Regions from separate parts of the Homo sapiens genome. Here region 1 is linked to region 2. Evidence: chromatin contacts called from ENCODE Hi-C or POLR2A ChIA-PET data. All regions are on one chromosome and are shown on one strand. The core of a region is the stretch at or near the end of the contact, and the rest is flanking DNA. Distances in the headings are between cores, read along the strand shown. Region 1 holds the start of SWI5 (SWI5 homologous recombination repair protein). Region 2 overlaps SLC25A25 (solute carrier family 25 member 25).

Region 1 (3,704 bases), core at 1,149-3,648, 180 kb before region 2:
GGGGACAGTAAAGCGTCTTCTCAAAGGTTGCTGGAAGGAACTGGAAAGATGATGCATGTAAAGTAAGCTGATGGGACAATGCTCAATAGAGCCTCCTTTTTTTTTTTTTTGAGATGGAGTTTCGCTCTGTTGCCCAGGCTGGAGTGCAGGGTGATCTCGGCTCACTGCAACCTCCACCCCCTGGGTTCAAGCGATTCTCCTGCCTCAGTCTCCCAAGTAGCTGGGATTACAGGCATGTACCACTATGCTCAGCTAATTTTTGTATTTTTAGTAGAGATGGGGCTTCACCATGTTGGGCAGACTGGTCAAACTCCTGACCTCAGGTGATCCACTCACCTTAGCCTCCCAAAGTGCTGGGATTATAGGCGTGAGTCACTGTGCCGGGTCGAGCGTTGTTTTTAAAAATGGAAGGAATGGAAGCTGGGCATGGTGGCTCATGCCTGTAATCCCAGCACTTTGGGAGGCCGAGGCGGGCAGGTTGCTTTGAGCTCACGAGTTTGAGACCAGCCTGGGCAACATGGCGAAAATTTGTCTCTACTGAAAATACAAAAAAATTAGCCAGGCGTCATGGCACACAACTGTGGTTCCAGCTATTTGGGACGCTGAGGCAAGAGGATGGGTTGGGCCTGGGAGGCAGAGGTTACAGTGAGCCCAGATCGCACCATTGCACTCCAGCCCGGGCGACAGAGTGCGACTGTGTCTCAAAAAAAAAAAAAAAAAAAAAAGAGAAGGAATGAATTAGCATGAATGAGAAAGGCATGATCTGCAGTGAGTTACCGCATGGTCAAAGACAGTGGATACCAACCCACTTGCAGAGAGAAGCTCAATCAGCCCAGTGCTTTTGGCAAACTATGGCTGCCACCCCGTCATCGTCATCTGAGCTCACTGTGAGTTGCCCTTCAGGCCCTGCCTCTGACCCTGCCATCTCTGGAGAGCCCTCTTTGCAAGCCCAAGCCTGGGCTCCCCATCTCAGAACCATGTGCATACTTGTCCTGGAATTATTTTTTTGCCTGTGGCTCCTGGAGGGCAGGGGGCTATCTGGCATACACCTGCATTGCAGCAGTTGCTAAATCAATGAACAAATACCAAGTCTTTCCCGATCTAACTTCTTTTTTGTTTTTGAGACTTGTCTAGCTCTGTTGTCCAGGCTGGAGTGCAGTGGTGCAATCTCGGCTTACTGCAACCTCCACCTTCCGGGTTCAAGCAATTCTCCTGCCTCAGCCTCCTGAGTAGTTGGGATTACAGGCCTGCACCACCACGCTCGGCTGATTTTTTTGTATTTTTAGTAGAGACAGGGTTTCATCATGTTGGGCAGGCTGGTCTTGAACTCCTGACCTCAAATGATCTGCCCGCCTCAGCCTCCCAAAGTGCTGGGATTACAGGTGTGAGCCACTGCACCCGGCCCTCACGATCTACCTTAAGAGTGGTGGTAGTTGTAGTGGCAACTCCATCTGGGGGATGAGAGAAGGAGTAGGCTGCGTTTTGGGGGTGGCTTGCCAGCGAAGAGGAGAGACTATTAGCAACGAAAGGAGTGGCCAGGGTGAACGCCAAGCATTTTCCTGACTGGGGAGCTATGGGTTTGTTTAAAGGCAGGGCTGGGTGAGGGGTGAAAAGAGCGAGGAGGAGAGATGGCTGGTGCTGGACTGGAGTGAAAGGCATCTGAGGAGCCAGGAGACAGGATGGGGAGGGAGAGGAGTTAGCCTAGGACAGGACAGGATAACACTTCTTTGAAGACTGGCGGGCATGAGGAAAGGAAGGGGAGGGATTCGGGAATGACCTGGCGGTTCTCAGTCGACTGGGAGAAGATATGGAAGAGGGCCAAGCGGGGATTGGCTGCTGTTGGGATGGGGAGTGGGGCCGGGAGCGCACAAGGGAAGGTCGAGGATGGGAAAGGGGGTGTGGGGGAAGAAATACTCACAGGGGATCGGAAGGCCCCGCGGCAACTTCGGGTAAGTCTTGGTTCAGTCCTAGAGAGGAATCCGAGGGGAAAGTCTGATTGGACCCACAGCCCGCTGTGAGGACGGGGTACTGTGGGGATGCGGGAGGAGGAGCAGTTGGGAAGTAGGAGCGCCAGGGACTGGATCCATCTGGAAAGGGGGCAGACACGCTCTCAGGATCAGGGTAGAGACCCTCTAGGAAGGGGGCGTTCTGAGACGGGGGTTGTCTGGAGCACTGGATGGGAGTCTTTGGAGGTGATTTCTGGGAAGGGAGAGTCTGGGGCAGGGCTGTGAGGAGTCAGGAAAGAAACTGTGGAGTCCGTTCCTCGCCCACCTCCTGAGCCCTGGGGTCCGAGGCCCCCGGATCAGGGGGTTCAATGGCGCAAGAGGGTCCAGCGCGGGAGTCGGAGAGCGACCTCTCAGGTGCACCGGGCCAGGAACTCTGACCCGGAGTGTGAACTGGCGCACAGAAAGCTGCGCGCGCACCCAAGGAAAGCCGGCCCCGCCCCTCTCCCGAGGTGGGCGGGGACAGCGGTTGCGTGCGCAGCTTTTGTTGTGACGCCACAGGTCCCTCTGGCCACGCCGCTGCATAGCCACGCCCCCTTCCGCTTCATATTTCTCATTGACCAATGGGCTTTGATCTTTGAGGCCACGCCCCCATTCTGCGCTCCAGTATCGCCCTGGTTACGCCTCCTCTGGCTCCGTCGCACAGCTGCGCGGTGGCTGACTGACTTCCGCAGTGGTTGCCGGGATCGCGCTGATGTGGCCCCAACCCCGCCTCCCTCCCCGCCCCGCGATGTCGGAAGAAACCCGACAGAGCAAATTGGCCGCAGCGAAGAAAAAGGTAAAGTGCACCGGGTCGCGGCCCCCCGACCCAGCCCCAGCCCCACTCCGATGGCAGGACCATGGCCAGAGTCTCTGCCACTCCTGAGGCACACCGGGCTGGGCTCCCCACGGCGCGTCCGGGCTCCCTCCACCAAAGTCTTGTCAGCCAGCCCCGCCCCCTCAGCCGCCCAGCCCCCGCCCTCGCCAGTCGCCCCCGGGTGACTTTGGGCTGGTGCTCCCGGGGCTCCCCGCTCCAGACTCGGCCCTCACCTCCTGCCCCCCGAAGTCCGACCTCCCTGGGCTCTTTGGGCTGGCGTCTCCAAGGACCTAGGACCCCAGCAATTCAGCCCCTGCCCTCGCCAGTGACTTTGGGCCCGTGACTCCCGGGGCCCCCCGCTCCAGACTCGACCCTCACCTCCTGCCGCCCCAAACCGGACCTCCCGGGGTTCTTTGGTCTCGGGTCTCCAAGGACCTGGGTCCTGGCCCTGCGGTCCCCTCCCCCATCGCGGAGCGGCGACTTGGACGTCGCGCTGATGTTCCCCCTAGGAGTGGAATGTAGTGACGTCACAATCCCCCTCGGAACCGTAATTAGTTGCGCGAGACCAGTCTTTGATCTTAGGACCCAGTCCCCTAAGTGTTCTCATCCCGCTTCTGGTTCCTCTGGTCACAGCATAAATTTCCAGCTGGAAGGGGATTGGGGACTATGGGACCTAGGAGGGAGAGGTTTCAGGCTGCCTTACACCCTTAACATAGACATTGACAGTGTGAAAAGCCTACACTTCACCCGTGAACTGAAAACATTGGCAGTATCTCTGGGTGGCAATGTGAGAACGGGATTGGTTTGGTTTTCCCCCAGGCTTCTACTCTCCAGAGAGACTTTAACATTTTTTTCTGACTTCTCCACCTCATATTCGAATTCTCCATGGTTCTGGGACCAGAGTG
Region 2 (3,377 bases), core at 853-3,352:
TATAACCATGCTTGATGAAGGCCTATTTTTCTGAGCATCTGCAAATAGAGTTGTCAGGGCATTATATTCAAATGGACAAGATAATGTATCATTATTATTATTATTTTTGAGACAGACTGTCACTCTTGTCACCCAGGCTGGAGTGCAGTGGCACGATCTCGGCTTACTGCAACCTCTGCCTCCCAGGTTCAAGCGACTCTTGTGCCTCAGCCTCCCGAGTAGTTGAGATTATAGGCGCCCACCACCACGCCTGGCTGATTTTTGTATTTTTAGTAGAGACTAGGTTTTACCATGTTGGCCAGGCTGGTCTCCAACTCCTGGCCTCAAGTGATCTGCCTGCCTTGGCCTCCCAAAGTGCTAGGATTACAGGTATGAGCCACTGCGCCTAGCCTCTATTATTTTATTTTAAAGGAGGTTCACATTTATAAATAAAAGCTGAACCCTAAAATGCTGGTCTTTAGGAATGCTCACTCTACTTTATAAAATGAGATGTTGCCCTATTAAAAAAAATGCTGGTCTTCCTTTGTTAAATTATTGTTTGCTTCTGAAACTAAATTATACAGATCTGTTGAATATCTCATTTTAGTGATGACTGCAGTCATTCTAATATAAAAAAGCAAATATTTTGACTGAATAAGTTCAATTGGAGATTTCACTTTCTATTAAAGTATATTTTAAAAATAATTATGGCACATATTACTGTACCATTGAGTTTTATAATGTATTTAACAAAAGAAATCTGAGATTTGAAAATGATACTAAATAAAAGTGAAACCTGTATTCTTCTTCTTTTTTCTTTGTCTTTCCTAAGATGGAGTCTTGCTCTGTCGCCCAGGCTGGAGTGCAGTGGCGCGATCTTGGCTCACTACAACCTCCACCTCCTGGGTTCAAGCGATTCTCCTGCCTCAGCCTCCCGAGTAGCTGGGACTACAGGTGCCCACGAGCACACCCAGCTAATTTTTAAAAGGGTTCTAACTTATTTGCTGCTGTGACTGAGTCTCATGGAATGTCTTCATTGGATAAACTTCAATTGGCATTTGGTTTTTTAAATCATCCATCCTACTGAGTTTCACAGGTAACTCAAGACTCCATGTTCATATAAAAATGGAGAGTTCTACCCAAATAAGCCCATCTCTAGGTGCTAGTGTCCAGGACAACTGCTGTATTCCTGGAACTGCAGACTGTGGGGGCCCAGAGGGGCTCTGGGATCATCCCTTAATCTCCGAGTTGAGCAAACAGGCCTGGGAGAGGCGACCTGATTTGCCCAATTCCCAAAGCCTGTCAAGGGCAGGGCAGGGCCTTGCACCCAGGGTTCTTGTTACAACATCCACTTCAAACAGCACCCAAAACAGATTTTAGTATTCAGTTCCCAAAGGATGCCGGTAAGCCAGACAGTAGGTGATACCTCATACTGGAAGGCGGCAGGTGTGTGGGAAAGGTGTAACTTGAGCAAGTTGAGCCCTAGCTAAATACAACCAAAAACGGTGTTTGTGTCACAGCTTCTGAATGCCTCTGTGAGAACTAGATTATGGAGGAACTAAAGCAGGCCTCGGGTTTCAGCCCTGATGCTTCACACCGGCCTTCTTGACACTCCAAGATCTGGGCACAACGCGCATTGTGTGCGATGCCTCGCTGCTCTTTATTATTCTGACTTTGTGGCACAGACCCTCATCTGTTTCAGCTCCTCCGATGTCCATTCCTATGACTAGTATTCGGAAACAGTGACAGCAACACTAGGTCCCTTAGGATTCAGTGGCATCAGATTGCAATTAATCTATAAAGTAGCAGTTCCTCTCCTGAGCATCTTCTCACAGCAAATCTGCCAATGCCACCAAAAGCTTTCCTTGTTCTACCACTATGTTACATGCCAGAAGAAAGCAGGTGCTTCAGGTAAAGGCCGGAATACCATGAATAAGAACAGGGCAGGTACAGTGCCTCTGGGAGTGTAGCATTAGGTCAGAAAGTTCCTCTCCCCTCCTCTGCAATGACTCAGGCTGAGCCAGAAATATTAATATGAGGAAGCTTTGCCAGCATCCAGCCGCTCAAGCCCCACCCACCCTTAAGGCTCTCAAACCTCATTGGCGGCTGTGGCCACAGTGTCATTTGATGATCAGGTTGCCATGACAGCCTAGTGTAGCCAGTTTCCAATGAAACCTGCCTACACTTGGCAGTTACACACACAATAAGCAAAATTCTCTGTGCTTCCGAGAAGACAGCCCCTCAGGATTTGAAAGCTTGAATGCCGCTGAGGGCACCTCCCACTCCAGAGTAATGGCTTTCTTCTCCAACTGAAGATTAACTGTAAGACAAAGATAAAGGGAAAAACTGGAACAGTTCCTAGAATAAAAGCTTGCAGGAACCTGACTCACTAGCAGACATATTTAAACAGGGGAAGTGAGAGCAAAACAAAGTAGTGCTTCTGGGACACTGAGAAGCCCGAGAACCAAAGTGAACTTTTCTTTTTTTCTTTTAAACAGAGTCTTGCTCTGTCACCCAGGCTGGAGTACAGCGGCACAATCTTGGCTCACTGCAACCTCCGCCTCCTGGATTCAAGCGATTCTCCTGTCTCAGCCTCCTGAGTAGCTGGGAGTACAGGCACGCACCACCACGCCCAGCTAATTTTTGTATTTTTAGTAGAGACGGGGTTTCACCATATTGGCCAGGCTGGTCTCAAACTCCTGACCTCGTGATCTGTCCACCTCAGACTCCCAAAGTGCTGGGATTACAGGCATGAGCCACTGCGCCTGGCCTAAAGTGAACTTTTCAAAAATGTTTCCAGAACATTCTGGAGGTCCTTTTTGTGATTTGGTGAGGCCAGCCCCAATCAGCCAGTGATCACAAACCCCAAACACCTTCAGAGCACTGTTCTGGAAAAGGATGCGGGCTGCATCCATGTTCCTGTTACTCCAGTTCTTGGTCTATCTGCTTTGAGAGTCTATGCTTCTCAGATTTGCTTTCTCTCTGGCTTCAAGCCCAACCAGCTGCCCCATATCCCACTTGGGGCTCCCCCAGTTTGCAGCCAGCTGAACTGTCTCTCTTTTGGGGATCAGCCAGTAAAAGGTGTGGGTCTCTTGATTCTGCAGGCCAGGAACTAAGCTGTTCAGAACAGACAGTCCTATCCTAGGCAGTCCCTGGGGGGAGAGCTGGCAAGGGGGTACTGTATGATGCTGAAAAATAGAGCAGTTAACTGCTAAAGACAAAAATAGGTGATTTTAAAAGGAGCCGGCCATTCGAGGTAGTAATAAGGCAAGCAGGTCTATAGATAAAAGTTCCTCACAAAGCTAGTGCCACAGCCATTCCAATCTTGTCTAAAACAATCAAAAGGTACAAAGTGACACCCTCTCTTTGAATATTAAGCAAAGACATCTCAGGCATAA

What was found. Hi-C counts contacts between places; a loop is a spot of excess contacts on that map. ChIA-PET counts read pairs that join two places held with the same protein, here RNA polymerase II (POLR2A). Pooled maps may share reads with other maps.
Region 1: a pooled map shows a loop between it and region 2 (4-fold over the local background). The contact joins the promoter of SWI5 here to the enhancer-like site in region 2. A Hi-C loop is called at or near these places in 2 of 50 pooled maps. POLR2A ChIA-PET finds 5 or more read pairs at or near these places in 3 of 52 experiments (AG04449, H1 and activated T-cell).

The regions. Positions count from the first base shown.
Region 1 is chr9:128,274,970-128,278,673 of GRCh38, reverse strand. It overlaps SWI5 (SWI5 homologous recombination repair protein), which reads right to left and starts at 2,398. Exons shown (of 5, transcript NM_001318089.2): 1 at 2,272-2,398; 2 at 1,919-1,967. The coding sequence starts at 2,333. GOLGA2 (golgin A2) reads left to right here and starts at 2,667. Exons shown (of 27, transcript NM_001366244.2): 1 at 2,667-2,781. The coding sequence starts at 2,698. RefSeq lists enhancers at 2,164-2,293, 3,154-3,203 and a silencer at 2,894-3,003.
Region 2 is chr9:128,093,241-128,096,617 of GRCh38, reverse strand. The region is part of intron 1 of SLC25A25 (solute carrier family 25 member 25); the gene reads right to left. Among named protein-coding and RNA genes, the nearest start is that of SLC25A25-AS1, 24 kb to the left of the region's middle. Within about 2 kb of position 2,102, at least 37 of the 41 ENCODE cell types and tissues checked have a DNase peak (open chromatin) inside an H3K27ac peak, as active enhancers do.